Regions from separate parts of the Mus musculus genome. Here all the other regions are linked to region 1. A link is a loop called in an ENCODE intact Hi-C map of the cell type or tissue named here. Cell type or tissue: heart. All regions are shown on one strand. Each heading gives the region's core, and the rest is flanking DNA. Links, peaks and the distances in the headings are about the cores only.

The links. Hi-C counts contacts between places; a loop is a spot of excess contacts. Peaks named below come from ENCODE experiments on the same cell type or tissue, not always from the same donor. Only the 100,000 strongest peaks of a DNase experiment are listed, where the experiment ranks them.
Region 2: a loop joins it to region 1, with 3 times the contacts of the local background. A loop is called at or near these places in 14 of 42 quality-filtered maps.
Region 3: a loop joins it to region 1, with 9 times the contacts of the local background. A loop is called at or near these places in 13 of 42 quality-filtered maps.
Region 4: it touches region 1 in a loop (12-fold over the local background); 18 of 42 quality-filtered maps call a loop at or near these places.
Region 5: it touches region 1 in a loop (4-fold over the local background); 5 of 42 quality-filtered maps call a loop at or near these places.

Annotation. Positions count from the first base shown.
Region 1 is chr2:136,483,108-136,489,665 of GRCm38, reverse strand. It overlaps Gm32546 (a long non-coding RNA gene), which reads left to right and starts at 3,263. Exons shown (of 6, transcript XR_866766.1): 1 at 3,263-3,904; 2 at 4,254-4,333. In heart, for the core only: CTCF peaks have their summits at 3,502 and 3,718 (motif pointing left); no DNase peak of the experiment used is centred there; H3K27ac peaks cover 421 bases.
Region 2 is chr2:136,593,931-136,600,488 of GRCm38, reverse strand. The region is part of intron 2 of Gm32659 (a long non-coding RNA gene); the gene reads left to right. Among named protein-coding and RNA genes, the nearest start is that of Ankef1, 65 kb to the right of the region's middle. In heart, for the core only: a CTCF peak has its summit at 3,813 (motif pointing right); no DNase peak of the experiment used is centred there.
Region 3 is chr2:136,717,937-136,724,494 of GRCm38, reverse strand. All of the region lies in intron 1 of Snap25 (synaptosomal-associated protein 25), which reads right to left. Among named protein-coding and RNA genes, the nearest start is that of Gm32659, 6.9 kb to the right of the region's middle. In heart, for the core only: a CTCF peak has its summit at 4,054 (motif pointing right); no DNase peak of the experiment used is centred there.
Region 4 is chr2:137,939,526-137,946,083 of GRCm38, reverse strand. No RefSeq gene overlaps it. Among named protein-coding and RNA genes, the nearest start is that of Gm14062, 66 kb to the right of the region's middle. In heart, for the core only: a CTCF peak has its summit at 3,122 (motif pointing right); no DNase peak of the experiment used is centred there.
Region 5 is chr2:137,728,638-137,735,195 of GRCm38, reverse strand. No RefSeq gene overlaps it. Among named protein-coding and RNA genes, the nearest start is that of Gm14064, 69 kb to the right of the region's middle. In heart, for the core only: a CTCF peak has its summit at 2,562 (motif pointing right); no DNase peak of the experiment used is centred there; H3K27ac peaks cover 86 bases.

The DNA.
Region 1 (6,558 bases), core at 1,067-6,066:
TAAGGCCCGGAATCCAGGGCCATCTTGCTAGCTAAGCAAGCCTACTTGGTGAGGTTTGGTTTCACTGAGAGACCCTGCCTCAGTAAATAAAAGCGGCGATCTATCAAGGAGAACATGTGATATCAACATGTCCTTTAGATGCACGTGTGTGCTCTCACACATAAACACACAAAAGGATGAAACTTTGTAGAGAAGAGAGAGGAAAAAGGGAGACATTGTAACCTTAGGAAATCCCAAGGTCAAACAAAGATGGGACGAGAGCACAGAGAGAGGTGGGCTCAGCAAAAAAAGTATGGCAAGTCTCATCTGTGTCACATGTGAGATTAAAAAATCTGTGTCTAGCTAACCTGGAAATCAAGGTAAACATGGAGACTGTTGCCTTCTGTACCTCTCTTTGTGACAACTAGGGTAATTTCTGTCACAAATCGATTTGTGGCAGAGGAAGAATCAAGGGAACTCTTCTTATAAGTCTCCAGGACCGTGATTCTTGTTCTAACACATACTTGTATAAGCATTTCAGATTTGATACTAGCTATGCTAGACAACACAACTCTACTGCGGAAAGAGGTTTGATGTCTGCGATTTTACAGATGGATCCACTCTGGATGTAAACTAGATCTCACTTTGACTTTTCCAAAAAAATAACATTTCAAACCTTCATTTTAATCATCCCCTCAGGATACAGATTCCCTTATTTAGTGACAGATTAAACCAGTAGCCATCGAGATTTCAGTCCATTTAAAATGGCTACAGTTGGCTACTGCAGCCAAATCATACATTTAATATCCCTTAATTTCCAGATCAAATTTCACAAGGCTCCCTATCAATATGTCTGCTTCCACCCACATTTCAGAACTTTTCAGAAGCCAAATGATGCCCTGCCCTGATTTATGTGTACCTGGACACCCAGAGGCTTCTCTGCTCTCCATCAGTCTTTAAAGTCCAGGAAACATACCTGAAAAGAACTGCAGTGCAGTGAGTTAGAACAAGCTTGGAGTTTTCTGTTACAAAGCAAGCTGCGTGACCTGATACATGCTGTGGGTCTGGTGGTGGAGTGATTTCACCTTAGACTCAGCAGCCCCTGAGTTCTGCTTTGTGCTTTTCCAAGTCATGAATATACCCTGAAAAGACTTTTCCCTAAAGCACTACTCCAGGGGAAGGTCAAGATGTACTTCGCTTACATTGACACTTCTTCCCCCATCAATGTTAGGTGATGTTGTATTGGCTTGTATTTTATACTATTAATTTACAGAGTCAGAAGCCTTTGTAGCCCCATATAATACACTTAAATATGATGACTATAACATCTTCTCGATATTAATTAGGTGAACCTCCAGGCTTATAAAAAGGATCAAGTCTTCCTTGTCAGTTGACACGAGGCTTCCTTCCATGGCTTGCTCTGGCCAATAAAACGTGTTTAGAAATATCAGCAAGCAGTCTTGAGTGTGAGAGCTATGTTTTGTATTTTGTGGTTTTACCATGATGCTTTTTCCACAGCTCTTGACCCACAAGCCCCAGAGAGAATGGTTCTTGAGCCTGGGTGGGCTCCAGATGCAAGACCCACAGCTGATCTGTGAGTGTTACACACAATGGACGAGAAAGGAAGTGCTGATGTTGCAAGCTATTCAGATTTGGAAGTGGGGTATCTTTTTACCCACAGTATAATTCAGTCCCAGGTGAATAAGGTAATTAGCATTCCTTTTAGTAGCAGAAAACTATTTTAAGAATAGAAGGAGAAAGAATAGGAAGAAAAAAAAGAATAGAAGAAAAGTCAGTCACCAGGAGTAAAATGTTACAAGCTTTAAGATTCTTGGTTTAGCATCTTCTTAAGTCCTTGGTAGGATATTGGATGCCTATGGTTAGAGGCACCTGATAACCTTTTTTCTTCTTCTTGCCAGGATGAATAGGTCTGAAATTTTAATACCCCCCCCCTTTATAGCCCACCAGTAAGCTAGCACTATGGGCTTCTCTGGTAGGGGTTTATATTGTTGGAAGACAATTGGAAGAATGGATTGTCTGAATTTGTAGTGGTGCTCACAGTAATGATTGGGTGTGACATTCCCAACAGAATTACGGCCAAGTACAGAGAAATAACTAAAGTGAACTATCTAGTCAGGCACAGTTGAGACACACTCTATATCAAAGGGTAATGTCATTTTGGCAAGTCAGCAATTACCTAAAAAAACGAGACTGAATGTGGTGCAAGCGAGAACTTCCTATCTTCGGTAAAGCATGAAGACTTTGGTTTTGAATTCAGGCACACCTCTCATAACTTAAACTCTGCATTTTAATGTCCGCTGTTGTCTTTGGAAGCCACGTGATGAATGGGTATGTCCTTCAGCCAGTCCGCATTTAAATTCAGGGTACATGGTAAATGCATGCATCTTTCTGCCCCTCTGCATTTAAAGATTTCCCCGTAGCTTATTAGTGGCTCGTCCTTGGGAGCTGTTTACTGTTTCTCAATGTCAATGTCTTCTGTTGAAATAAAGGGGCAGTGATAGCACCTGACTCAGGTCATTGCAAAGATAAAAGGAATCAATGAATACAAAGTCTGGTAAAAAAGCCTTGGGTGCTTAAATAATGTAAGCTATCATCACAGGGATGCATCTTTCTCTCTCTCTCTCTCTCTCTCTCTCTCTCTCTCTCTCTCTCTCTCTCTCTCCCTCCCTCCCTCCCTCCCTCCCCCCCTCTCTGTTCCTCTTCCTTTTTCAATTTGTTATGCAACTTGAAGTAGCAGCAACTGAAGATGTTTCACGAATTAGCTACTTCAGGTCAATATCTTCTTGTGAGACCACTGGAGTCAAGAACAATGTGTAACCAGCAGCTACTAGGACAATGCATAGCAGCTGGGGTAACGTGCTCATCATTTAGTTATTTGGGTTGAAGTTCTAATTGCAACGTGACTTCCTTGTTTTCTATACCAGGACTTCTTTCTGAACCTTGAAAACTGATTTTACAAAACAGATACTAGACAATAAATCCTATCACATAGAAAGGAGAAGGTCTCAACCTCTGTGCTCCTGAAAAGATGGCTGTTTTTCAGACAGCTATATGAGCCCCTTTCTCTTCACATAGCTGCTATTGCTTTTAAGAGCCATTTTGAATGTTGCAAAAGCATATTAGTTTAGTATCAAATAATCAGTTTGTTCCTCTATCCATATGTATATATACATATGTATATATACATACACACACACATGTGTATACATACATATCACACACACACACACACACACACACACACACACACACACACACACGTGTGTATATTTTGACCAAGCAAAAGATAATTGTGGGATAATAATTTCCCCCCAAAGTTGTAGGCCTTAAATACATTCTAAGGAGATTTATGCTACTTTCCATACTCCAAGACCTTTTGACCTGTGGGGAAAGTGTCTGTTCACATTAAATGAGAAATGCCAGTGCTCTGTTGAAACTTGCAGCCTGTATATGAAAACAGCCCACTGGCTACAGCTTTGTGTTACAACACAAACACTGAACTCTTCATTGAGTCCAGTGAGACAGTGAAATGTGATGCAGCTCAGACAGGAGAGAATAAGAAACGACTCTGTAAGCCTTGGGAGACTGTAGAAGTTAGGGCCATTTTCCAGGGGTGTTCTGTCAGTGTTTGTTTTTCCCACAGGCCCTTGCTTTTTTTCTTCCTCCTTTCTCTACCCTCCCACCCCCGCCCCTTTCTGTGTATTACACACATCAACAGCGCCACCTACTGGCCTGTTCTATTGATTTTTTTTCTTTCCTGATTTTACAGCTTTTATGGAAGCTGGTTTCACTTTCCATGGCTCTGTGCTTGTTCTGCTGAGAACCTTTGCGGTAACGTAATAGCTCTTCATTATGAAAACGGCATTTCAGAGCAAACAAATGTTCCTACACCACCTTTTCTTTGGTATGATAATTTATGTAAATAACAATGTTATTAGTTTTCCTTTTAAGGTATAGTGTAAATGAATGTGTTGTCTTAGAAAACATATAAAATTAGCAACCCAATAACATTAGCCAGTTAGGCAACCTAGTTTGCTTTTATTTCCTTAAATATTGTTTCTGCATTCAGGAGGGTGTGTGTGTGTGCACATATAATATATACATATATGTTTTATTACGCACTTATATATTATGTTACCCTGAGAGTTGTAGATTATTATCTTCTTTTAAAATGAAGTTAGGAGATGTACTTAGTACATGTTTATAACAATGGGGCATTAGAATAACTTTATGAATATATTATTCATTTTCAGATCCTTGCTTGCAGAAAATGTAGACATTCTGCTTTTTTCATATTTTTGCTGAACAGTGAGTCTGATCAACTGGATGAAAAGTGAGTCATGGCTGTTTGGAAGCTTGGTAGCCCCCAGCACGGCCTCCTCGTGTTTGGCTACTTAGAATCAGTGGCTTGCAAATAAGAGATTGGTAAATATTTGAAAGACAGGGGAAGGGAAGAGCACTTGACTTGGACTATCACACAGTAGCATGTAAGGGTTTGGCTTGATGCAGGGCTGGGGACCAGGATCCATGTGTGGTATAGTGAGGAAGGGATCCAGAAAGGGGCCGAAGCAAGATGGCAAAACCTTAGCTGATTCTGCTTGGGAGCAGTGGAGCATGAAGTGTGTCCCTTTTTTGACTGTGAACTTGTCCTTCTGTGTGTAGGGAGGGAACTGGAAGCAACTGCTATTTATCTAAGAGTCATACTAACTGCAGAATGAGATCCAAGAAAAAAAGAAAAAAGAAAGAAAAACATATTAATTGGTGTTTCAACACAAATCAAATGGAGTATCAAGCTGGGACCATTTCTGTGTTGGAAAGGGAGGGAGGGAGGGAGGAGAGGAGGGGAGGGGAGGAGAGAGACCCTGATAACCCTCAATCCTCCCTGCCCTCCATTTTGTTATTTCAGAAGAACTAAACTCAGAATGTACAGAAGCCACCAAGATGTCATATGATTAGGGATCAGCAATGGCATGAGGGCATTTTGTAATCTGTTGAGGGCTGTGAACACAAGATAGAGTCATTTGTGACATGCTCTTCCAGTTTAGGAAGCATTTGTTTAATAGGGAGGAGGTTGTGGAGATCAGGTAAAAGTTAACACTTTCCTTCAGCATTTGAGAGAATTGTCCGAAATATCATGGAAATCTTAAAAAAAAAGTCATGTTTCTCAGATATAGTCAACATGTCCTGATTTTTTTCCTTGAAAAGCTGAAAACAACCCAGATGTCCCACAACAGGAGAATGGACACAGAAAATGTAGTTCATTTACACAATGAAATACTACTCAGCTATTAAGAACGAAGACATCCTGAGTTTTTCAGGCAAATGGATGGAACTAGAAAAGATCATCCTGAGTGAAGTAACTCAGACCCAAAAGGACATTACTAATAAGTTAGATTACTAATTAGTGTACTCACTAATAAGTGGATATTAGCCAAAGAAAGAAAGAAAGAAAGAAAGAAAGAAAGAAAGAAAGAAAGAAAGAAGGAAGGAAGGAAGGAAGGAAGGAAGGAGAGAGAGAGAGAGAGAGAGAGAGAGAGAGAGAGAGAGAGAGAGAGAAAGAAAGAAAGAAAGAAAGAAAGAAAGAAAGAAAGAAAGAAAGAAAGAAAGAAACGCACATAATACCCAAGATACAGTCCACAGAACTCATAAAGGTCAACAAGCTGAAGGGCCCAAGTGAGGATTCCTCAATCCCACTTGGGAGGAAGAGGAAAGCAATCAAAGGGAGAAGGGAGGGAGGGAGGGACTTTGGAGGGAAAGGGGATAGGGGTAGAGGAGATCATGATCTGGTATTGGGGGGGGGGCGGGGGAAGGACTGAGGGCCAGCAGAAAGGATAGAAACAAGCAATCTCGGGAGGTAGGAGTTTGGGGGGACCCTCCAGAATGTACTAGAGACCTGGGAGGTGAGAGACTCTAAAGACTCAAAGGGAGGGGCCTTAGATGAAATGCGCTACATTGGGGAGAGGGAACTTGTAGAGCCCACCCCCAGCAGGAAGACAGGGCATCAAGTGAGGGATGAGGTTGCCATCCCACAGTCAAAACGCTGACCCATAATTGTTCCTTCCTGAAAGAACTGCAGGGATGGAAATGGAGAGGAGCCTGAAGTAAAGAAGGTCCAGAAACAGGCCCAAGGTGTGATCAAGGGGAGACACCAAGGCCTAACACTTACTGAGGCTATGGAACACTCACAAAAAGGACCTATCATGACTGCCCTCTGAAATACCCAATAAGCAGCTGAAAGAGTCAGATGCAGGTATTTGCACCAACAAATAGACAGAAACTGCTGGCCCCTATGGTTGAATTAGGGGAAAGCTGGGAGAAGCTGAGGAGGAGGGCATCCCTATAGAAGGACCAGCAGTCTCAATTAATCTGGACCCCTGAGATCTCTCAGACACTGGACCACCAACCAAGCAGCATACACCAGCTGATGTGAGATCCCGAACACATATATACAGGAGGGGACTGCGGGTCTGGATTTAGTCAGAGAAGAAGCACCCAGCCCTCAAGAGACGGGAGGCCCCAGGGAGATTAGAGGTCTGCTGGGGTGGGGTAGAGACATCC
Region 2 (6,558 bases), core at 722-5,721, 110 kb before region 1:
TACTACCGGAAGATCCAGCAATACCTCTCCTGGGCATATATCCAGAAGATGCTCCAACTGGTAAGAAGGACACATGCTCCACTATGTACATAGCAGCCTTATTTATAATAGCCAGAAGCTGGAAAGAACCCAGATGCCCCTCAACAGAGGAATGGTTACAGAAAATGTGGTACATTTACATAATGGAGTACTACTCAGCTATTAAAAATAATGAATTTATGAAATTCTTGGGCAAATGGATGGATCTGGAGGATATCATCCTGAGTGAGGTAACCCAATCACAAAATAATTCACTTGATATGCACTCACTGATAAGTGGATATTAGCCCAGAAACTTAGAATACCCAAGATACAATTTGAAAAACACAAGAAAATCAAAAAGAAGGAAGACCAACACGTGAATACATCATTCTTCCTTAGAATAGGGAAGAAAATACCCATGTAAGGAGTTACAGAGACAAAGTTTGGAGCTGAGACAAAAGGATGGACCATCCAGAGACTACCCTACCAGGGGATTCATAATCAGCCACCAAACTCAGACACTATTGCACATGCCAGCAAGATTTTGCTGAAAGGACCCTGATATAGCTCTCTCTTGTGAGGCTATGCCAGTGCCTGGCAAATGCAGAAGTGGATGCTCATGGTCATCTATTGGATGGAACATAGGGCCCCCAATGGAGAAGCTAGAGAAAGCACCAAAGGAGCTGAAGGGGTCTGCAACCCTATAGGCGGAACAACAATATGAACTAACCAGTACCTCCAGAACTTGTGTCTCTAGCTTCATATGTAGCAGAAGATGGCCTAGTGGGCCATCATTGGGAAGAGAGGCCCCTTGGTCTTACTAACTTTATATGCCCCAATACAGGGGAATGCCAGGGCCAAGAAGTGGGAGTTGGTGGGTAGGGGAGCAGGGCAGGGGGAGGGTATAGGGGACTTTCAGGATAGCATTTGAAATGTTAATGAAGAAAATATCTAATAAAAATTGAAAAAAAAGTTGTGTGTCCTCCCAAGCAGAGGTGGCTTGACTTGGGTTTGCATTGGCTAATGAACATGGCCCAGATGACAACCCAGTAGATTAGAGTTTAGGGAGAGACCTTGCACACATTTCTCCTGTTCCTCAAAGATTTGTGATGGATAATTGTCTTTTAAAGCACTGGGTTATTTGCCATACAGTAGAAATTGACTAAACTCTATCCTAAATCTATAGTTCGTTCATGCTTATTCTCTTCCATGTAAACAATTGTTTTCCCTGAATATAATAATCTTGTCAGGCACAGAAAGGTTCCATGACCTCCTCTGAGGTGCCAGGAGAGCCAGGGTGCCAGCTTTGGCAGTGTTTTGGTTTATTCCTGTGTTCAGGGCCTCTGGGCCGAGTCACCTGTCTAGGCTACTGGATAGTCATTGTGCTGTTTCTCCTCCATAGGCCCAGCACAGCTGCTGTTTTTTTCCAAAGCCCTGTTTTCCCAGAGCTGTTAGGTAGGAGGCCTGTACGTACGTTCTCGTAGACTGTGCTGGTGACATATGTGTCTGTTAGGGACTCTTAGCACAAAGCTGGCCTGAGATGGAGAGCTCACCAAGAATACTGCAGATGCTGCAGCCAGAGAATATGTGGAGCTTTCAAGTCAGCAGAATGCAGAGTAAACAGCCCAGCTCAGAGCGAGGCAACATGTCAGTCCTGGTTTTGCTTCTTGGCTGATTCCACGGCCCTGGGAGAGATCCTTGGCCTATATTTCTGTATCTTGGTTTCTGATATCCCTTTAATTCCCTCATGCCAGGATTCAAGGGTTAAAGAGAGCTTCATACAAATGAAAAGCTCTATAAAAAACCACAAGTGTAAGTGTGTAATTAAAGCAAATTCTGACAGATTAGAGCAATGATTCTGCTTGCTGTAGCTAGCTCTGCAGCGCCATACCCCCAGGAACTGGCTAGATGTGCACCCGTGCCAGCCCCACTCAACCACCCTGAATGTGAACTTCAGGTGGGGCCCTCTTGCCTATGTTTCAAGGAGATTTGGCACAGATTTAGAGTCTAGGTTTGCTGATTTAAAGCCGTATCAGTCTTTTCTGAAAAACATGACACCCTTATTTATGTAAACGAAGTGCCTCTAGTGTTCGATAATTTTCCTCAAAATGAATGGAACAAGAAAAATAAAAGAGAAAGCAACTATAAATAATGTGCTAATGAGGAAGCAAGCCAACCTCATGTCTCTGTGGAAGCTAAGCAAAGAGGTACTTTGAATCAGTAGACAGAACTAAGACCCCAGCTGCATGCATTATGGTGACTGTCAGGGCTGGGGTCCTCGATATCTTACTGTTAGCCTGAAGAATTTCTGCAAGGAATGCTGTCTTCCTCTCTCATCTTGTCATGCTGGCATTCCCTAGGCTGACCTCTTACTCTTCCACCACATGCAGACTCAGGCCCCTCTCCATGCTACAGAGGGACTTACATCAGAAGGGTAGTTTTATAGCACATGATTCAGCCACTGCCAGGCAATGTTTGTCACATCTTATTCAGTGCACAGCAGAGCTAAATTCACCCCCTGAGCACTAGTGTATCTGATGGACATACACATAGTTCAGGCCACTTGGAATTGGATGTGGCTTATACCATGGGAGCTGGCTAAAGAAGCCACAATCAACATTCCTCTCAGTTCTCCTGGCCCAAAACCTCCATTAAGAAATTTAGGTTGTCTGAGAGCACAAGATGCTCTGGGGATAGGCCTCATCCAGGGAGTTAGGACTGGCTAATTGGGAGTGATTCCAGATGCTGCAAAGTCCACTATTGTGCTTTGAGCAGGAAGGCTCCAGGTTGCACACGCAAGGCAGAGACTCTTGGACATAGTATTTCAAGCAAGATTGCTTTGAGACATTCTGGATAGGCATACACTTTACCCACTGCCCAGGAGGCATGGTCACATGAATCTTTGAGTCAGGGGCCTGAAACCCAAAGCTTAGTGGGATAAGATGCAGGTCTGGCAAAAGTGTGGGTTTGAAGACGAGTTATTTGCTTATTTTGTTGTGTGATCTTGATAAATGCGTGCTAATGCCCTCATTTGTGCAACGAAAAAGATACTGCTTGTAAACTAAAAGATACTAATGCCCAGTAAAGTACCATTGCCTATATTTCCTCTTGTGAGCCCAGGGGATAGCAGATGTCATCAGATATGGAAATGGAGGCCTTTCCTCTTCTTCTGCTTCCTCCTGGCCAATGGCCTAATTGTCTGGTTGGGAAGAAAGCCAGGTGAGTATGATGGGCTTCTTTATAGCTCCCAGGGGTCAGATGAAGGTGATACAACCACAATGCTGGCTAATTATATTAGGAAAGCTTCCCATGGGACTGTGGAAATCGATTCACGAAAGGGCTGACAGCACCAGTTTCAGGCTGCACTCTGAGCTCGCCTACTTACCAAAGCCATAAGACATAGTAATAGCTCATGGTCCTGTCACTGACCAGGTTGCCTCCGAAGACTGGAGTCAAAAGAAAGTTATCATGGCCCCCAGGCCTGTACACCTGCCTCATCTGCAGACTCAAACCAGTTAGAGGCTTTGTGCATTTCTGGGATGAGAAGGCATTTAGACCTTGAAGACAAAAGCAGACATGCTCTTCCAAGCTCCTTAAAACACAAAGCAACTGGATGATAGCAAAGCGGCCAGGTGAATTTCTTGATCTGAGAATCCAAGTAGCCCTAAATTAGCTTTCTATATTTAGGGAGAAGCAAAAGAATGATTTGTTTATTTTCCTTTTAAAATCCAAGAGCTGGTTGAAATTTTAATAGGCTAGGAAGAACTAGCGTTCCAGAGAGAGTGAGCCCAAGATAGCCACTAGAGGGCCTCAGCGTCCCAGCAAATCTGCTCCCAGTTTGGAGGCTCAAATATTTGGTTGAATCTGATGTTTAGGGGGGACTGACTCCCATTCCTGGAACCACTTGCAGTGGGCTCTTAGCACCACACAAGAAAGAAGGAAGCCTTTCTGTTAGTAGAGTTAGATAATCAGTTGATCAATTTATTCACTGGTAACCTATCTTTGCAGGCAATAAAAATGTCCTATCATTGGGGTAAAAGCTAAGGTGAGGATGTGGGTCAATTGTGAAAGTCTAACTGAATAGAAACCTAGTTGGAGCACATACTGGTAGGGTCGAGGCTTCAGAGATATGGGCTGAAGCATCCCTTTAATTTCTCCATGCTGCCCTGCAAACAAACCCAGAGAGTATCATTTACATAAGAAGAGAGAAACCATGCTGCTTGAGGAAAATGAATGTAACTGGAGGGAATCAAGGCAGTTTCAAGAAGACACATGCTGTGCGTGTTTCTCATTTTATACAGATATATGAAATCTTACAGCGTGAGAGTAGATGAAAATCTAAGTGACCAAAAGGAACTCATCAGATAGAGGGTAGAGAAAGTGGAAAGCAGAGGTACATGAGGGGAGTATGCTAACATAACTATGTATAGTTTGCAACTATATATAGTTTAGTCATTGTCTAAAACTTGCATTCACCTTGGATTTAGCAAGAGTAGAACCTCATGGGACGATCACTCCCCAGATGATAGCAATTACCCACTATGCTAGAGGCATGAATAATTCTCTTCTGAAAATCAACTGTCCTCTAAAACAATAAGGACTTCTTCAGCTATTCTTGCAGAGCCCAAACTGAGATACTGGACAACCAGATAAGTTCTTGACCAGGACTGCTTAATTGTTTATAATTCTGATCGCTCTGTTTAATTCTTCATTTATTCAAGCCCAAGGTTCATGTCAGGACCCCTTGCCTACTGCTCGAGCCATTGTTGGTGGCCACCTTTGAACTCCTGTGTCTTCTTACAGGCCTTAATCCAATACAGTTCCCCACTCCCACCCCCTGCAACACACACACTATTATTTTAGGACACTTGATTTAAGGCTTGACAAAACGATGGCTACATCCTTTTGTACAAAGAGCTGCAGCCCTGGTTTCCTAATCTAACCAATCAGATGCTCTTGTTAGCTCTCATGTATCTTTTGGATATTAGGTTGAAGTTCACATCTTGAAGGCAGCCCACTTCCTTGTATCCAAATCTCCAGCTAAAGAATCTCATAGAATCATGAGTCTCTGCTCTTTTGTCTTGCTGAAAGATGGCATTTTTGTTGGTTTTCTTTTATTACTAAGTTCCCTCAAGGAACACTGGAACTATTCTTGATTTTGTCTAGAGCCTAGGGCAGTACCTGACACACAATGGAACCTTATAAACATTAATTACATGATGGTTGGTTGATTGGTTGGCTGACCTCAGATGTTACCAGGGTTGTCTGGGGGGGTGGTGAGGAGAGAAGAGTTAAAGGCATTATTCTGGAAGTTGATATCTTTGATCACAGCCCAGACAAGATCTAACAACTGAAGTTCACATGGGCTAAAGTAACAAATCATTTTAAGGCCATTAGTAGAAAGGAATAACTTTTTCCTCAAAGATATTATGAAAAAATTATATAAGCAATATATGTTCATGGGGAAGGATCTATAAAGTTTTCTTTTTTTAGATTTATTTATTTATATGAGTATACTGTATCTGTCATCAGACATGCCAGAAGAGGACATCAGATCGCATTACAGATGGTTGTGAGCCACCAGGTCGTTGCTGGGAATTGAACTCAGGGCCTCTGGAAGAACAGTCAGTACTCTTAATCTCTGAGGCATCTCTCCAGTCCCTATAAAAATTTAAAAATGAAAAGAAAACAGAAAAATAAGTACATGTGTAATGCTTGGGAGCTTTAAGCTATTTTCTTTCTGATATTGGCCCAGTGCATGCATGTGTATGCAGAAACCCTCCTAAAAATAGTCAGGTTCAGATCTTACCTTTTATAAGAACGCTTAGCTTTGGATGCTAAATGATATTTATTTTTAATTAAACTATTGATCATAATTTTAAATACATTTAGAATATTCCCATGTACATTTAGAATTTCAAATTCCCCAGAATAGATCATGAAGGTTGATATGAATTTTAATCCTCCTGATTTTTGAGGACATCCTAAAGTCTAAAGAAAATGACAGTAAATATGAGGTATACTACCGAGTTCCAAAGCTGTTTTTAATGGAATGCCTACTTCTGTTCAGTGACTTGGCCTCCCCAAGTATTAGTTCGAGCTTGGTAGAAGGTCTCTATGGCTGCTCCCTCTCTTTAGCCCTCAGTTTCTCTCTTTTCTTGTTTTTCCACTATAGCAGACCCTACTGATGTCCTATCTATAAACTTTCAGAGCTCATAATTCTTGTGTGTGCCAATGGCTTCTTACTTAAGGACATAGCCTTCTCTGACAGTATGAATGTGTTCACTCATGAGTGGGGCAGGCTGGGAGAGCCTAGATGCATAGATGTCCCAAGGAGCAGGTGTCAGATGATGATAAATGAGTTAGTGGACGTGTTCCAGCTCCTTGTCACATAGAAAGAACACTTTGGGAGCATAATTTGTATAGAGCTTCTCACACAACTGAGTTCCAGCAACCCCCAGGCCTAGCTTGCTCATTGTATCTGTAGCTTTTCTTGTCCTCCCCTTTTCCATACTCTGCTACTTTTTTCTTGAGACC
Region 3 (6,558 bases), core at 1,078-6,077, 230 kb before region 1:
GTTTCCCTCAAGGGCCCTTGAAATCCAATGCATAAAGCAAGAGGGGGTTAGTGTTTATTTAAGTGAAAACTGAGCCTCTTTGGGTATCTAAATCTAATTCTAAGGATCATGAGGCCATTCCCAAAGCAGAGATGCCATCAAAGGCATTTTCAAATCCTTCCCCAAATAGAAAAATCAAATACTCCTGATACATCGTCCCAATTTATCATGTATGCTGTTAAAGTGAAAAAGTAATCTGGTACCATGAGCCATTGACTCTCTAAAAAGAAAACACAATAGAAAAGAAAAGAAGCATATTTTCTTCAAATAACCTTCAATCAAGAACGCAAGCAATACCACTTGGTAAACATTGGCTAATGGAACACAGAGACCTGCCTTCCCCTTTCATAGGGTGGGAGGTAGCAGCAATAGTAATTTCTTAAGGCCTCATGACATCCACTTGGCATTCATAGTAGCCACCTCTTTTTCTTTACATAGAATCAGTTTAGTTTAGGTGAGTTGTTCAAGGTTGCACAGCTATTATGGTTGGGGTAGTGTGCAACCTCTGCCTCTTTGTTCAGTGCTCAATGAACTCATCTGAACGTTAGCTGTCTCTGGTCACTCATACCATCATATGCACCTGACTTAGCCTGGAAGACTGTGCTCTTGGAGGTTTGCTGACTCACTGGCAGCATGCAGTCTATTACAGTAGTGGTTCTCAACCTGTGGGGTGAGGGGGTAAAAAAAAAAAAACCCTTTCACAGGGTCGCATATCAGATATCCGGAATATCAGATATTTACATTGTGATTCAGAACAGTAGCAAAACTACAGTTATGAAGTAGCAATGAAAGAATTTCATGGTTGGGCGTGGGGGGGTCATCACAACATGAGGAACTGCACTAAAGGGTTGCAGCATTAGAAAGGCTGAGAACTACTGTGTTTAGAAAGCCTCAATGAATTATATGTAAATGTTGAAAACTCATGGGTAGAAAGAAAAAAAAAATGTGGACTTTATAGTCAGAGAGACAAGAGCTCCAAACAGTTTAAATGTTTCCAAGGAGATTATGTGAAATAACCTAAGCAAAAGTTGAGTGTACTATCTAGGGGTCATTTAGCCAATTATTTGTTGTTATTTTCTTTGTGGTCATTCGACTGTTTATATATTCTGTGGAAAGTAGACACAGAGTTACTATCTACTACTTTTTAAAACTTCCTTTATGAGAAAATATGGAGAAAAAGACATACAAAAATCCTTGTTCAGTTGGTGATAAATATTGGTTTTCCTAAGATAAATGAAGCTGATATGCTATGCGTATTTTTGTTCTTCTAACAAAGTGGATGCTGGACGCTGGATGTTAAAGGACATTTTTTGCAGAAAGCCAAATCAAGATGGACAGCACGTATACACCATGCCGATCCTAATGAAGCAGTGTGCGCTTCTGAAGACAAGGGCTGACCAAAGGCACAAATCAATGCCTCAATCTATGTATGGGCAACGATTAAAAATATCATTTGATCCTAATGATTAATATAGACCTTTAAATGTATGCACAAGACACGCTAAACACCTTGGCTTCCTATATGAAAATGGGTTAAATCACTCTTAGGTAATGGCCGTGAATATCTGAATACAGTTCTGCTTTTAAGCAATGCTTTTCTTGAGAATTCTTTATGCTTCATCAGCATTTTAACCCCTGGCTGATAGATGATACAACATCATAGTAGAATAATAAGTTGTTTACCATAGTCTGGTAGCTATTCAAGGTAAGCCAAACACCTCTTTCAGACATAATCTTATCCCAACATTTAGGGTGAATCGACCTGCAGAGCTACAGAACAGTTAGTGTGTTTTCCAGATTGAAATTTCTGGTTGATTCAAGGCAGAACTAGTTACTGGAGTGAAATTCATTTCTCTGAAGAAAAAACAAACAAACAAACAAAAAACATGGTGATATCTTCAGTCACTTGCTTATCCCATTCGATCTGGTGCATGACGGCTACTAAGAAATCAAGAGCTGCTATCTCTGATCTCTAGGGCTTCTATATTCTACTAAGGAAGAAAAAGGTATAGGTAGGTAATTATAAAGTTATGCCATAAACCTTCAAGGGAGGTGGAAATGGGAACATAGTTAACTGATAAACGCAAGTAAAGTCTAAAAGTAGGGGTTGGAAAACTAACCTATATCCTACTTCATTCTCAATCTCTGACTGATGGCCCATAATGGGGCACTTTCAGGGGAGGAAAGTACAAAAATACTGCATTTTCTCTCCTGGTCACCTTGGCTTTTTATTGTTCCAAGCATTTCAGATTGCAGCGTAGTCTTTTTTTGGCCTAAAAGGTAGCAAGATTTTTTTTTTTTTTTTGGTTTTTCGAGACAGGGTTTCTCTGTATAGCCCTCGCTGTCCTGGAACTCACTTTGTAGACCAGGCTGGCCTTGAACTCAGAAATCCGCCTGCCTCTGCCTCCCGAATGCTGGGATTAAAGGCGTGCGCCACCACCGCCCAGCTAATTTTTGGGAAATAGTCAAATCAATTAAGTAGGCCCTACAGACTTTCTAGCTAAGAAGTCTTTTCTCTAAAGAAAAAAAGACAATTAAATAGTTATTGTTCATTTATTGAATGTAGTTACGTTTATATTTGGCAATAGTTGTATCCCATAATCCTTATCAACTTTTTCTACTTATCTACAAAATTCAAGCTTATCACCATTATCACCCGGCGGTAGCAAGATTCTTGATGCTTTACTCTTTCCCCTTGGTAAGAAGTGGTTTACACAGGCAGGTATCCCTATGAAGACGGATGCTGAAATACAAAACTATATTTAAGGGATATATATTGTCTTATGATTGCCATGTAAATGAAGACAAATTTACCCAAAGGCATATCTTAGTTATTTATTTAGTCTAGGTGACAATGTTTCTTAATATATTCATTCATGATAGAGTGGCCTTATTGTAGGTAGGTACTGACTAATACAGAAAACCTTAGGTCAACTGCATCTGTTGAGTTTTTTTTATGTGTGTGCATACACCTGGGTATGCATGGGTGTTCATGAATTCATGTGCTTATATGTCTGGAGGCCAGAAAATAGCCTCAGGAATGTCAGGTGTTTAAGAATAACATCTGCATCATTTGAGGCAGGGTCTTTTCATGTCATGGAGCTCATTATTAAAGATGGACTAGCTGGCCAGCAAGCCCCAGTCCTCCTGTCTCTGTCTTCCCAGCACTAAGACTGTGGGCACGGGCCACCATGCCTTGTTTTTCATGTGGGTTCTGGAGTTTACATTTAGGTCCTTCTGCTTGCAAGACAAACAACCTTACTCACTGCACAATCTTTTTAGCCTCCATGTTCTCTTCTAAGTTGGGTTAAAAGAAAGAGATCCTATTTAAAACATGTTTCCTAAAGTACTTCTGTCGGCATAGGGTATGCTTAGCATGTCATACTGAGAGCAGAGACATTTATTTTATTTACTACTGTGTCTGCAGAACCAGGATAGTGTTTTCTGGCTAATTGGTAGCTTGTTCAGAAAATGTTTGCTGAATGAATGAGTGAATATGTTGCAGTAACGCTAATGATGTTTGAGAAGTTCATGGACAAGTTAGAAAATCCCATTATGTTCAACAATTCTCAAACATAAACCAGGAATATGATTTTGATTTCTAGTAAAGATCTCATGACTTCTCATTAAAATAAAAGGCATCATTCCACAAGACTCCCTCATATGAAACCAGTTCACTGATGTTCTTCCCAGCAGGCTTTCTGGCATTTATCTCACTTTACTTTCTACTTAGCAATAAAAAAAGTCACAGTGTGACTTAAGTATGGCTGGCCATCAAGCAAACGTTTACTAACTACAGGGAATTTAAGAAATGTTTGCTTTGTATTTCCTAGTCAGTATTTTCTGAAGCTGTAAAATAAAAAAAAAGAGAAATATAAACAAAGGATATCAACACCTTGGCCCCAGATTCTCAATGGAAAGGGAATTCAGTCACAGTTTGCCTGTCTCTCAAAGCTCATCTGAGCACATTCTCTGAAACAGAAATGAGGCAGGCGTGCAGGGCTGAACTCTGGCCTCAGGGGGGCACCCGAGAGAGGCTTTCGTTTCCACCCATGCTGCCCAGTATAGGGCAGAAAGCACTGATTGAAGCCATGGAATGTCATCTTCTAAGTTCAAAAATCTAGAACCAGTGTCCTCAGAATAAAATAAGTGAAGGGGAAGCCGAGATTAGAAGCTCAGTTTGTAGAACTTAACACTTTGGGGGGGGGGGGGGGGAATCATCTTGCCCTTGATGTCTAAAAAAACGGGCCTTCCACCTGGAAAGCCAAGAAATGAGTCAGCAGATCGAACAGAATGGTCAATCGTAGGATTATCAGGCCAAAAAGCAGCAAAAGGATCAGATTTATCTCTTCTTGGTTAAACAAGAAGCCATAAACTTAGCAGAGCAGTCATTTAGCATCAATCCCAAGTTGATATCAAAAGTCACTTTCTCTAGACTGACTGAAAAAGGGACATTAATCTTTAAAACAGGATTTTCCCCTATATCTTTTTGGGATACAGACTTGTGTATAACAACCAGTTAACTGTGGTAAAGGATAATGTTTGTGAGTCAGCAGAAAACCAACAAGAAAACAATCAGTGACAATCTTTTCTTGCCTTGTAACAGTTTACCTGGATGAACAAAGCTGGAATCTGAAGTCAACTATAGAGGCAAGGAGTCTTTTCTGAAATAAGAGGATTGATTTTTCTGTCTCTGTCTCTGTCTCTGTCTCTGTCCCTGTCCCTGTCTCTGCCCCTCTCCCCCTCCCCCTCTCCCTTTCCCTCTCTCCCTCTCCCCCTCCCTCTCTTTCGCTCCCTTTCCCTCTCCCCCTCTCCCTCTGCCTCTCCCTCTCCCTCTCCGATATAACCCAGAGCCTCACATATGGTAAGCAGGTGCTGGACCACTGTACCTTCAACCATGTGCGATCATTTTTTGTTTACACTGTATCATATGATTCAGGTCATATAGAAATATGACTTTTTAAAATACTTAGCAGTTCAGAAATTCTGCAGAGGTATTTTTTCTCTCTTATAAATGGCAGACGGAGAGCAGAAGTTAGAAAATAAAAGCCAACAAACTGCTTTAAGTAAGACACAGGAGATGAGAAAAGTAGAATCTTGAAGCGAAAATTCAAACCTAATTTATTTTTTACAAGGAATTTAAAATGTTTGGGAAAGCTGCAGGACATAGTATATACTAGATGACCAAGGATCTGAATAAGGAGGGCAGACATTCAAGGCAGTGATGATGTTGAACAGAGCTTTGAAGCAAAAGGCAGGATTTCTTGCCTGACTAGAAAGATGATATCAAATAATTTGGGGCAGAGGGAATACAAAAAAAGACTAAGAAAGGGATATGATACTGAGGACACATGAATTCTAAGATCTGTGACTGCAGGTTGACAGCAGAAGCATTGCTGAGACAACAGGATCCAAAAGCCTTTCTTCTGAGGCCCACACACGTCGCTGAGGCCTTTCAGCTGCGTCAGAATAGCAGCAATACTGACCAACACTGTCTGTGGATGAGGAGACCAAGTTTTACAGTGCCCTGGTGGGTTATTAGGAGACTGATTCTGAAAACAGGAAATTATAAGCAGTTGCTTCAGGAGAGCTGTGAGCATGCCTCGATTCTCAAACCAGGAGGGAAAGATGGGGGAAAAAATCACGTGCAGAGGCCTGCAGTATAGTTTAGGGGATGAGTGCTTGCTTAGCATGCTTAATGCTCTGGGTCCAATCCTGTCTGTCTATCTATCATCTGTCTATCTGTCTATCTGTCTATCTGTCTATCTATCTATCTATCTATCTATCTATCTATCTATCTATCTATCTAGCATCTATCTACCTATCAATGTATATTCACTGTGATTCATTTGACCAGCAAGAAAAGTGATGATACAAAAAGCAACCAAGTACATTCAGCTAGCACCCTGGTCTCTGGAGTCAGACTGACTACAATTATTCCCGTTCAGCTCTCTGATATGTCATTTAGCTCTTGGCTCTATCTCAGCCACTTCACCTGTAAAACTGAAATGATTTACTACAAAGTCATTACCAACACTTGGTGAACTAGCAGCAGAGATAGCTCAGGCCATCTCACACCTGGCCCCCCACAAAGTACTTCGGATTAGTCTTTGCCTTAGGCATCTCTGTCCTTTAAAATCGAATTCATGGCTTACTAAATGCTATTGTATTGTATCAGACACATGACTGTAGTTTACATAGTTCATTTAAAATCAGAATTCACTTGAACTTTTTCAGGGGAAAAGTATAGCTAGCGATCTTGGTGAAGATAATAATGTAAAAAAAAAAAAAACAACACAGCTATTGTTACAGCAATGACAGCAATTCTGAAGTCTCTTTCCTTTTATAGGACTAATTTCTTTGAAACAGTTTCCCCACTCACCATGTCTTGCTTTCTTGACACTGTGATTCACATCTTCCTTTTCTCTTACCTGAGAAAGGTCCTCTGGACCCAGCTTGACAACCTCCTCCTAAAGTTTCAATGACATTCCCTTCCCCCAACTTCCCATGAGCTGGGAG
Region 4 (6,558 bases), core at 552-5,551, 1.5 Mb before region 1:
CGACACTTTGGGGCCCAACCCCAAGGCTAATATTTGCTCCAGAGCTCCACCCTGAGAGGACGATGCTTCCTTAGATCATCGCCATCCACAGGTATCACTCTTTAATCAACATCCTGCACTCCAGAGTCTGCTTTGAAATTTGAGCACAGATGTCCCCACCTACAATAGTAACTAAATAAATGTGGAGGATAGGAAATCCAAAGGAAAATTAAAGACTACAGTTTGCAGAATGTGGGCTCATAGAAATAAATACAGACATGGTGGCTTCAATTTTGTTTGTTTATTTGTTTTATTTTTGTGACAGGCTGGCCTGGAACTCATTTTGTGGCTCAGGCTGACCCTGTGCCCATGGCAATCCTGCTATGTCAGCCTCCTGGGTGCTAGCATTATAATAGTCACGAGTTCCCAGGACTGACTGACATAGTAGTGGTTTCTTAGAATACATTTTATATTCCTGGAAAGTGGCACTGAGTTGTTACTGTATAAAATAAATCAGAATAGAAATTGTATTGATTCATTGGGCTCATAATGCAGACACATGTGAGAATTTGCCCTAAGACAAGCTGTTGGAGGACACTGTCTACCAGGCATGGCATGGCCTTCACCCCCTTGAACCCAACAGCTGTAATTGCCTGAGGATACGCATACAAACCTAGGCTCACTGACAGCCCATCATGAAGTGTGGCAGGACTCATGATGTCCGCCTGCACCTTCCCCAAAGATAAGACAATTAGCTATTGCTGACAACTGGATACCTTTTGTTGGTGATATAGCTGCCCATAAGCTGGCCACGATCCTGAACATAACCCAGTTAAGAAAATCGGTTTGCTAAGCCCACCTGGGTGGAATCATTGCTTTGTTTCTATCTGCAGTTCTGAGTGGGGTAAGAAAACATTTGCTAAGATCTTTGCAAAACAGGTTCTCACACCTCCTGCACATATCTTTATGCACGGCGGGATATCATGTGCTCACAGAGTCCTCACTGCTTCATTCTTTTTTTTTTTTAAAGCAACTCTTTGATTTTTTTTAATTAGGTATTTTCTTCATTTACATTTCCAATGCTATCCCAAAAGTCCCCCATTCCCTCCCCCACCACTCCCCTACCCACCCACTCCCACTTCTTGGCCCTGGCGTTCCCCTGTACTGAGGCATATAAAGTTTGCAAGACCAATGGGCTTCGCTTTCCACTGATGGCTGACTAGGCCATCTTCTGATACATATGCAGAGGGGGGTGGGTGGTGGGAGAGTGGGGAGGGTACTGGTTAGTCCATATTGTTGTTCCACCTATAGGGTTGTAGATCCCTTTAGCTCCTTGGGTACTTTCTTTAGCTCCTCCATTGGGAGCCCTATGATCCATCCAATAGCTGACTGTGAGCATCCACTTCTGTGTTTGCTAGGCCCCGGTATAGCCTCACAAGAGACAGCTATATCAGGTTCACTGCTTCATTCTTATGTAAAAAGAATTAAAGAAAAACACTGGTCTTCCTTCTTCTTGATTTTCTTGTGTTTTGCAAATTGTATCTTGGGTACTGTAGGTTTCTGGGCTAATATCCACTTATCAGTGAGTGTATATCAAGTGACTGCTTTCATGATTGGGTTACCTCATTCAGGATGATATCCTCCAGATACATCCATTTGCCTAAGAACTTCATACCCATGGAAGGAGTTACAGAGACAAATTTGGAGCTAAGACAAAAGGATGGACCACCCAGAGACTGCCCCACCCAGGGGTACATCCCATAATCAGTCACCAAATGCAGACACTATTGCATACCCCAGCAAGGTTTCACTGAAAGGACCCTGATATAGCTGTCTCTTGTGAGGCTATGCCAGTGCCTGGCAAATACAGAAGTGGATGCTCACAGTCAGCTATTGGATGGAACACAGGGCCCCCAATAGAGGAGCTAGAGAAAGTATCCAAGGAGTTGAAAGGGTCTCAAACCCTATAGGTGGAACAACATTATGAACTAACCAGTACCCCAGAGCTCGTGTCTCTAGCTGCATATGTATCAGAAGATGGCCTAGTCGGCCATCAATGGGAAGAGAGGCCCCTCGGTCTTGCAAACTATATATGCCCCAGTACAGGGGAACACCAGGGCCAAGAAGTGGAGGTGGGTGGGTAGGGGAGCAGGGTGTGTGGGGGGAGAGGGTATAGGGGACTTTTGGGATAGCATTTGAAATGTAAATGAAGAAAATACCTAATTAAAAAAAATTTAAAAAGATGGCTTGTCTCTCCCCCAAACCCATTCTTTCAGAGGATAGAAACATTAGATAAAAGAGGGACAAAAATAAATAAGCTGCCAAATAAAATTTTAAAGGACAGGTGGATTCTAGGTAGTCTTTGGGATCAGGAAACGCATGCTCTGACTAACATGATGTTCTTCTCGAGCACATAGGGCTAAGCCACTGTAGACTGAACATCATAAATACATGAGACAAAATGAACTTTTTCCTTTTTAAGTTTTTGCTGTTAGCTATTGTCGTCTCAGTGACAAGAAACACAATTGGCAGAGGGACACCTAATGGCTTCCTGATGCACCAGTGTGACAGACTACGTGCACAACAGTGCAGAAACATCCTTGGAAATGGGTAAGGTGAGGATCCTGGAAATGGGTTGTAGTTCTGGCTCTGCTCTGGCTCTGTCCCTTGACAATGCTGACATTTAACAACTCTGCGTTTGTGATTTCCCATGGATTAAACCTAAAGTTATATTTGAGGAAGCCTTAAGACACACCCCCTGGAAGAAGATGTGTTGATTAAGATTCCCTGTATTCTTTATAAACCGTCAGGTAGTCCTGAAAACGCACAAAAGCATGCGGTAGTTATAGGTAGGAGCATCTATAGGTTGTGATCCTTTTTTGGTCTTATGGCAGAGAGACAGCTGTTTCTCATGGCTGACTTATGTATCCTGCTCTTTAACAGAAACCATCTTTAATGGATGTAGGTATCAGTCCCAGCCTGGCTTCAACTTATCCACGATGATGAATCAATACGAAAAACTCTTGGAAGCTCAGCTAAGCATAGATGCCTTACAAATGTTGAGAATCTGCATATGCAGCTTTTGCACACATGCTCACAGTAAAACCAGTGCGTTGCTTTCTTCTGAAACCGAACTCCAGAATTTAGCCAGCAGAGGGCGACAGTTGATAATATTTGAACGATGAGCTGGTTTCCCGTCCTTTCAGGAGACAACACTGGCTTGAAGTGCTTCTTCTTTGTTTATGCTTTTCTGTCAAATATGGTCAACATTACACCTCAAAGAAGAGTTGGAAACATCATAATTTAACTTTAAGAACAAAAAAATGAAGTCAATGAAACTCTGCTTGGTCATATTTACAAGACTTACAAGTTTTTGGGTTTGTTTGTTTGTATTGTTTTGTTTGCTTTTTAGTGTTCGTGTTAGAACTAGAGAAGGGGAAAAGTTCAAATACTTTGGACAATTGCCCAAATGTAGGTAGCTTGATTCAAATGGGACTCTCGTGGCATGCTCAGAGACACTGCCTCCAAGGTGTCTCTTTGTAATTGACTCTTAGCTGTAATAATTTGCCAAAATTGTGGACTCAGCCTTAGAAGAAACATTTAGGTCATCTTTAACATAAATGATCTAAATAGTGTTATTTCCACAGATGCATAAAATAGCATGGACCCAGGCTGAGAAGTTCTTTGGGTTATCAAGCCACACCTTCAACTGTGTGCTGCTGCTGAGTACAAGGTCACTCCGTTGGAACTCAGTAAGAAAAATCATTAGAATGTTTAATTGCTCTCAGGACGCAAAGCTTCTGTGTGCATGTGGATTACAGTGCTGGGTTCACATGACTACTTGTGGGGTGAAAAGAAAGGCTACAACCAACACACAAAGTGTAATAATACCTGCCAGAATTGGGGAAGTCAGCACATCAACAATACATCAACAACAGAAAAACCCTGTCCACAGACTAAGCAATTCTTCCATTTTAAGATGATGTTAAACGGGAAGATTTCAGCTGTCTTCTGGCCATTTTTAAAGTATTCTAGTAATCTGGATTGTTACTCTCTATTGCAGTTTTGACTTTTAACTATTACACAGTTGCCAAGGACAGAGACAAGAATCAGGAGCACCGCACCCCCATAACCGTGTGTGTGTGTGTGTGTGTGTGTGTGTGTGTGAGAGAGAGAGAGAGAGAGAGAGAGAGAGAGAGAGAGAGAGAGAGAGAAAGAGATTCTAGACCACAGACTCTTGTATCATGTTGGCCCCACAATGGCTTTATATAAATGAGCCATTCTTGTGTCCCAGTTATCCTCCCAATTATCTCTCTTGATGCCTACTTTCCATTAACATTTAAACACAAAACAACACTGGCAAAATATGTTAGAAACAATATTTAAGTATAGGCTTCAATGGTGAGTATTTGTAGTTTTATTTCAATTCTTAGAATCAAGTCCTGAACACTCTGAACTCTGACAATGCAACACATGGTTAGTACCTTTTAATTTGTGGCAATGTAAAAATTATAGACACTTTGTATATAAAGGGAAGAGAAAACATGAGGCACATCTTTGGAAAAGAAATTTTTATCGATACCGTTCCTTTAAACTTACCTTCTGGTCTGATTTTAAAAGTGAGGCCCAACACTGTCATCACTTAGATTCATTTGATCAGTTACAAAATATTTCAAAGTAATTAAAACATTACAAAATTTTAAAAACACACCAGAACACATACTAGCTACATTTATCACTGCTATGATGAAATACTTGACAAGAAGCAACTGAAGGGAGGAAGGCATTATTTAGGTTGATGGCTTTTGAAGGTACAAATTCACTGTGGCAGAGAAGGCATGGTGGGGCAGGCAGTTTATGCCAGAAGAGAAATTAGATCCCTCTCCTAAGGACCCATTTCCTCAAGCTAGATCCCATCTCATAAATGTTCTTCAACTTCCATTATTGCACGGTTAGCTGTGGCCAAATGTTCCCTGGGTTTTGCTGGTCAGTCAGCCTGCCTCAACTGGGAAGCCCTGGATTCAGTGAGAGATTGGTGAGGACATCTCACCTTTGGCTTCTGCAAACATATCCATGCATACACAAATGAGTGCGCAAGGGCACACACATACACACACACACACACACACACACACACACACACACACAAAAACATGACTTGGAGAAAATTCATTAGTAAGTCCATAGCAGAAATACTTAAGGGTTTGGTGATGTGGTCATTATTTTTCTAAATTTCTTTATGACTCCTCCCCTAAAAATTTGGATATCTCACTAAGAACTGTGTATAAATGTTTACATACAGATGTTTTTGAAGCTACTGTATTCAATTCTCATCTGAACAATGAGAGCCCTGTGGTGTCACCAAGGCCCTCTAAGTTTTAAAAAAGAAAGAATAAACTGTTTTTATAATCTATGGTGAGTTGTATAAAATTTGGATGAGGATCATAATTACAGGTTCATTATTAAGCAAGACTTCCCTGGGGTGATGGAACATATCCCCAGTGATGTGGAGAGGACAAATATAAGTACCGTATTCTTCCCATAGCCTGAGATGCTACCCACATGCAGGATACGACCGCGTGTAGTGGAGCTGAGTTACTGCCACAGCTTAAAGCTTTTGTCTCTGCAACAAAGATAGCCCAGCAGATCCATCCCACTAACCTGAGACTTCAGAATCAAGGAACAGGTAGAGAGAAGCAAGTACTAAGCCCTATTCCTTTATGTTTTGTGATCTACAATTTTATTTGTTCCAATCAGCCACTTTCCAAATTAATAAATGGAAATTTTCAGAAATAAGCAATTTTTTAATTTAGCTTTGTTCATGTAAGTAACTTTTATTGATAGTATTCTGTTATAATTGTTCTTATTAGTTATTGTTTTTAATCTTTTACTGTGTTTCATTTTAAGTTAACCTTTAATTTAGACATGCATGTACAGAATATATATGTATATGTATAAATATATGAAGTATGGGCAATCTACTCTGGGTCATGAGTCCATTCCCTGGCCCCTCTACACACATGTATACACACAGACAGATAAGTGGTGGATTATTGTGGGCTTAGGGAAAGAAAGACTAGAGGCTGTGATGAACATACTCCCTATGACACAGATATGATCAGGTCCGTAAAGCCTGAAGCTCCTGAAGAACAGGCTTAATGAGTGGCAAACTCTTTTTATTCCTGAGAAATTCCAAGAGGCTTTGCATGCTTTCCTTCTGTGCCCTTACCCTCTGAAGCACAAGAATCCCACCTGGGCCTTTGCTGTTTGCTGTAGTTTGCTCCACCCCAGCTGAAGGACAGAGTACTTGAAACCAGAGTCAGCAACCAGACCAAAAGCAAATGGATTTGGTGAGGCAATCCTGCTCCAAAAACCCTCAGTGTATCGGGTTACACCCCTACACCTTCAACCAATTGTACATAGAAAGTAGTTTCAAAAATTTCCCAGCGCATATTCTGACCATTTTGTCATAATTCACTCACCAAAGAGTGCAGTTTAACAATTACATTCACATCAATCATATTTCACATGGTATAAATAATCTAGAATGCTTCAAAGCAGACAGGCCATATGCAAATA
Region 5 (6,558 bases), core at 674-5,673, 1.2 Mb before region 1:
TATTGATTGATTTATTTGGAAAGTGGAGGTGAGTGTGACCTTCACAAGATACTTTACAACAGTCTATTCTCTCCTACAATGTAATTCCCAGGAACAGAACTCAGGTCAACTGGTTTGGGGAATGCCTGTTTGCTTTGAATCTTCAGATGTGTGTATTGCATTTGGAATACCCAGAGAGTTAAACAAATTATTATGTGGTCATGGGGAGGGGCATTCAAGAGAGAGAGGAAAAGCTATTACATTATACAAAAATTAGAGGGGAATACTGGAGCAGGAAATAATAAATCAGGGTGGGAGATGGGGGGCGGTAGGAGGGAGGAGGAAATATGGGATGCCCAATTAACACCAAAGGCCTTTTGAAAAAGCCATTTGGAGACCCACGACTATAGAAGCTTCCTAAAATTTATACTAGTGAATACATAAAAAGAGTTTTAATGAAGTTTCTCTACAACAGAAGGACACCACATGCTAGCAAATAGAAACATAAGCACCAGGAATTGTTTACATCTTTGTGAGATTTGGGCCAATGGAATTTTAAAAATCCTTCACCCCAACATTACAAGCTATTTGCCAGTGTTCTTGGTTACCTCCAGTACTCAAAGGTTAAAAAAAAAAAAAAAAAACCTATTGGTGAAGTCACCAAAAACTGGACTTGCATATAAATAAATAGATAGATAGATAGATAGATAGATAGATAGATAGATAGATAGATAGATAGATAAAATCAAGCTGGTACTCACTTGTAAACTTCACCGCTATTGGCTATTATAAATGCTAAAAGGTGGTATCTGCACTACCAGAGGAGAACCAGCTGCAAGCTGCAACAAAGACTGCCCCGGAAAGATACGCCAATTGGTGCAATAGTGGCACAAATATTTTTAAAGTAACCAATCACTTTCCTTTTTTTTCTTTTTTGAAGATTTATTTATTTATTATATGTAAGTACACTGTAGCTGTCTTCAGACACCCCAGAAGAGGGCATCAGATATCATTATGGATGGTTGTGAGCCACCATGTGGTTGCTGGGATTTGAACTCGGGACCGTTGGAAGAGCAGTCAGTGCTCTTAACTGCTGAGCCATCTCTCCAACCTAACCAATCACTTTCTTATTGGCTCTTAGGTACTCTCCCTGAGATGAAATCTTTTTCTGTGACTGTTAAAAGGCACTGTCAACATGTGCCTAGATATGTTATAAGCCCTAAAGGAGAACCTACTACTGGTTTTCTGCTAAATGGCCATATTATAAAATGACTCATAATGATCTCTACTCATAAAACGGTACCACTACCCACCCTCATCAGCAAAGATAAAAGCCCCTAACTTTATAACAGGTTGACAGTAAGAGATGGTGGAATGCTCAGCCATAGATCGGATGGAATTGCACAGGCTGTGGTGAGGCACAAGCTCAACGTGGAAGGAGAGACATGAAAACAAAATCCTAGAGGAAACTATTGGCATTTGATAGCTTTGAGAAGAAGGAGAGCCAGCTTTGACATCACATGATGGCATGTCTTGTCTTGACCCATGGTAGGTTGACTACACTGCAGAGGAACCCTCACATAAAGAAAGGAAGAAAATGAAAAAAAGAAAAACTCAAAGTTTGGTGGATGGGAAATCGCAGGTAAAGAGAATAATTATGGAAGGAGTTGGGGTAATTATATTATATGATCAGACGCTACTGTATGGAATTCACAGAAAGAAATACAAATATTATTTTCCAAGGGAATCTCTAAATTAGCAACTTTCCAATATGTTTTATGCAGGAGAAACTTTTGTTTAATGTAGAAGAAATGTATTTTTTAAAGGATCTGCAATCATAAATAAAACCCCAAGGCATTCCTTAACAAACTCTTAGTTCCCACTCTATCCTGAAACTCTTTGCACCCCATAACATATCTCTGATAGCCCAAGCTCTGCAGACTACAGATCAAATATCTAACCAGTAGAAATTCTTCTTCACAGGTTATTTCCCAATCCAAGCACCAATAAGGTGACAATTCTGGATTTTCATATTACTCAGCATGAACCAAGGCAAGACTTTAAGATCTTCTAGAGAGAAAGTTTTGAATTTACTCATCTAGCACACTAAACTTTCTTCAAATCCTGAAGTCAGTTAAAATGGAAATGCTTTATCATGACTGTCTCCAATTAATAAAAAGAACAGGTTTCAATAAAGAATAAAGTTAATAAGGGATGTAAAGCTTCGTCTTGGTGGGATAATTTGCACGTGTGTCTTACCCAAGCTTTTGAATGTGAACTTGAGAATGAGACGTTCTGATTTCTCACAGCTCTTCAACAGCTCCTGAGAACCACAGATTTTATGTCATTAGTTGCTGCTTTGAGAATAGACAAGGGGAGAGGAGTCTCTGTTGATTCCTGTTGCATTCTGCAGGCAGGCTTGTTTGTTCACTCTTTCTAATGTGTTGTTCTTGACCCTCTATGAACAAGGTGTGGAACCTGGTTTATCTGTCTGCAGTAGAAAGTATTATGAAATAAGGACAGCAGGGTCATTTCTGAACAAACTCTTGGAACATTTGAGCTGGCTTTATTTTCCTTTGTCACTAGATGTCACTGCATACACAAGTGTGCTCCCATGGCTAAAGCCATCAGAGCCAGAGAGCTGGGCTACAAGCTTCTGGAAGCCTTCACTGTCGTCCTACTTGGAAGATATCAGTACCTTGGATCTCTTTGAGGCATTCTCAAAATCTAGTTTAATTAGTCTAATCTCTCCTAATACTTTGTCGTCTTCCATATTGTGTGAGATCCAATATAAATGTGTACAAGCCTTTTGCCTTTCAGTGGGATCTTTGGCAGGACTTAAATGTGGTAAATTAATCTTACTCTCCATTTCTTTCTTTTAGAACTCTGGACAGGATATAAATTGGCTATTTATCTCCTACTCCTAATCCAGGCCTGTATCCTATTAAAAAAAAAAAACAAAAACAAAAAACAAAACAAAAAAACCCAGCAATGATATGTCTTCAAGCAGAGTAAACATTAAGTCAATACTTATAACTGACTTCAAATATGTTTGCTAGCAAGTGTCCGTATACATCTGCTCCAAGCTAAAAGAGTTTGCTTTAAAATGAATAGTCCTATTATCCAGTCTCTTTCCACATTTCAGGCTTCTACTTGTGTTTCCTGAGTACACAGGTGTCCTTGGTTAAACCGATAGGCCTCTCCCATCATTTTCCCTAGCAAGTTTTGCTGTCTTTTCAACAAGCACTTAAGGGATTCCTTCAAGTGAATATTTCAGGGCTCTATGGAAAGAGTAATTCAAATCTCCCCAAGAAAATTGGTGAAAACCCTGGCTTCTCAAAGATCTCCTACCTCAGGTGGAATGTTACCTCCCTGAGTTGATCTGCCCTTACCTCCTGGGGGTGGGGATTGTAACTTTGGCAATTAACATTTGAAAACTGCCACCTTCTTGAAGGGGCACCTGGAAATTGAATCTCTGACTGTGTATTGAGATCTGCTCACAGTCCCCAGAATAATCATCGTAAGGTGTTAAAGACCCAAGTTATGAGTCTTCTGTGTAATTGTGGAAAACCTAGACCTCAATTACTTCCTTCACAAAAAATGAAAAAAGAAAATTATGCCCCTTATCACACCATGTATTAAGAGAATCAATCAAGGTATAAATTGTGCCAGAGTTGGGGCAGGATAGTTATAGAAAAACATATCTTCTTTCCTGTAATTATTTTATTGCAAGGTGTGCACTTAGATTAAAGCATGGATAGATTCGTAACACTTTGAAAACTGATCATTTACTTCTTAAAGGCTCCTTTTTAATGTTTTACCTAATGATCAAACATGATTAGTGGATCATTGGCCAGATATTGTCCACGCAGCTAACAGGCAAATGGAGAGAAATTAAAACGAAGGAAGCTTGGCAGAATGTGGTAGCATGCTCTGGGCACTCAAATGAAGAAGACAGAGCTTTTTTATTGCCATGGAAACAGAGGGTCAGACTGGCAAGTCAACAAGGTAGTCTCAGAAGAGGCAAACTTGTTCTTTGCTGGCCTGCCCATCAGTTTTATTTCTAAGAACTACAGCCTGAGAGAAAACTGTGCAGATGTTGGTGAGTATGGCGTCATACTTTGATGCGGCTAAGGTAAGTAAACCAATGATCTAGGACGATTGCATTTTCGATGAAGTGCACATGATTTTAAAAATGGGGTAAAGAGAAAAAGAGCAGACAAAACTCCAACAATTTTAATTGAATCGTAAATGCAGTCGGGATTTGTCCCCTATCGACTCTTTATACACTTGTTTGCCTCTTTTTAAAAAAACGGTGCTGATGACGTCACATTCGGTAAATGGTGGCTTCAAGCCCTGGCCCACTCCTCTCCTCCTCAGTTTGGATTGCTGAGAGCGCCACAAGGCTGAGGCCATCCTCTAATTAAGGGCAGGATTAGCGCTCAATAGCCCATGTGTTGCTCTTGGTGGCTTTCAGCCCTTATGGTTTCTCGCTTCCTTATGGTCACTGTGGCCACCTAGAAATTCTTTTCAGGATTATAATAACCAGATCAGCTGCTGCAGCCTGGAGCCGGGCAGGACAAAGGGAGGCGGAGGGCACTCCCGCAGGGGACTGTCTGTTCACAGATCCCAGCGGGCATTTCGGGGTCACATCAAACAAAACCATCATGGAGCCCCATTGGATAGTGCTCCATTCCACAAGACCCGCTGCCTCCTACTTAAGGTCTGTGGGATATGCTCCAATAGGATGTACTTTTGCCAAAAGAAATACTAGCAAGATGGTGGGGGTGGGGTAGAAAATGACCAGGCCCAGCCTGAAGCAGACAGCTCTCCACTGAAATCGCAAAGTAGGTACAGGAGTTTCTTCTAGGATCTGTTTTTAATTCTGATTTGGGGAGAGGTCATTTTAATAACCACAAATGGGAAATGAGAGGGCATTTGTTTTATCCTGAAATGACAAGGGGCGGCTCCCTGATTCTGCTTTACTCCACAGACAGGTTTCTTCTGCCCCACGTGCCCAGAGACTGCATCTTGTGAACAGCTTTTTCCTAAGCAGCATCTGGTCCCTCTTGGGAGATTCCATAGACATTTTGTCTCTTTCAGATTTTCAATGGTGTCCTCTGTGGGCGGGAGGGGACCATCTGGCTAAGCGTCACCTGGCTGGCTGAGCCTGCCTAGCTACCCGCTGCTCACTGCTGAGCATTCCTCTACATCAAACAGCTATGGGACCCACCAGGGACCTGGCAGAGTAATAGACAATGGGCTACAGAGCTAGGAAGATGGTATCAATAATAATGCGTTTTATATAACAAACTGCCAATAATAATACTTTTATACAACAAACTGCACCACGTGACTTTAGAATAGGGACTTATCAGGAGCGTGTTACCTCCTCACCATGTGCACCCTCATGGCTTTATACAATTTATCACTGACTGTTTTGCTTCTGAAAGGGGCGGGGGGGGGGCGTCGGGGAGGAAAGAGTCATCTTTGCCTTAAAAAGACAATAGTAAGGAGGCACAAAGGTATGGGTTTCAGTAGACTGGAACTAAAGTGTATGTTTTAATCATTTAGTAAAGGGACTTTTTACAGAGAAGCAGTGTGTTTGGGGACAAGCACTGAGGGATTGTGGCATCCCGGAATTGTCACCATGCATGAGATGAAAGGGCAGCCAGAGAATGTTTATTGCAAACCAGGGAGATGGAGTTAAATGGGGAAGGACATCCTGGCTCGAACTGTGAACATTATTTGAAGGCTACAGCAAGGTGTGGCCAGCGGAGGGAGTAGGTGATAACTAGGCCTAAAATCCCAGCTTCCTCTCACTCTGTAAATCTCTCTCTGGCACCTCCCACTTGCCAAAGCAAGCAGCAGCCCTGCCCATTTCCCTTGACATCGAAAGCCTTTTACTCTTGAGACATTTGGCCTAAGGGCTTTTATCAGGGAACTATGAATGGCTCAAATGTCCTGCAAATGTACTGGGTAGCTGATGTACACCACAGCTAGCCTAAACCTTAACTGATGGGAAATAATAAATAAATCCACTATGCCACAACCCCCAACTTCCATCACCTCCTAGAATTCCTACATGATCTAGCAGCAGGGTGCCCACTGAGGGCTTGAATACTAACACATCCATCTCCTGGCTTGTACTTTCCCTGTCTCTCTTCCTTGTGCTTCTGTTGGTCCCTCCCATCAAATTCACAATTACCACTGTCTTTCTTATCTGAGATCACATCTCTGAGGATCCTGAGTGAAGGCAGAACCTAATGATCTCCTCCTGCTGGCTTTCCAGGGTGCATAACATGAAAAGAGGCAAAGGGAGACATGAGAGAAATAAAGTCTCTCAACACAGCCCATCCTACCCAACCCCCTACAACAAGCTAGCACTCACTCTCATGCCTGGCTAGCCACAGAGCATGCCATGTAGCTTGGAAGCAATTATTGAACTGTCTCCTCTCTCCTCTTCCCTTTCAAAATGCACCCCAGTCATCTGTTTAGGCTTTCTCCCTGTATATTGGGCTTTAAGTATAGGTGGGTCCCATGCCCCTAGATTTAGCCAAACTCAGATGAAAAATGGAG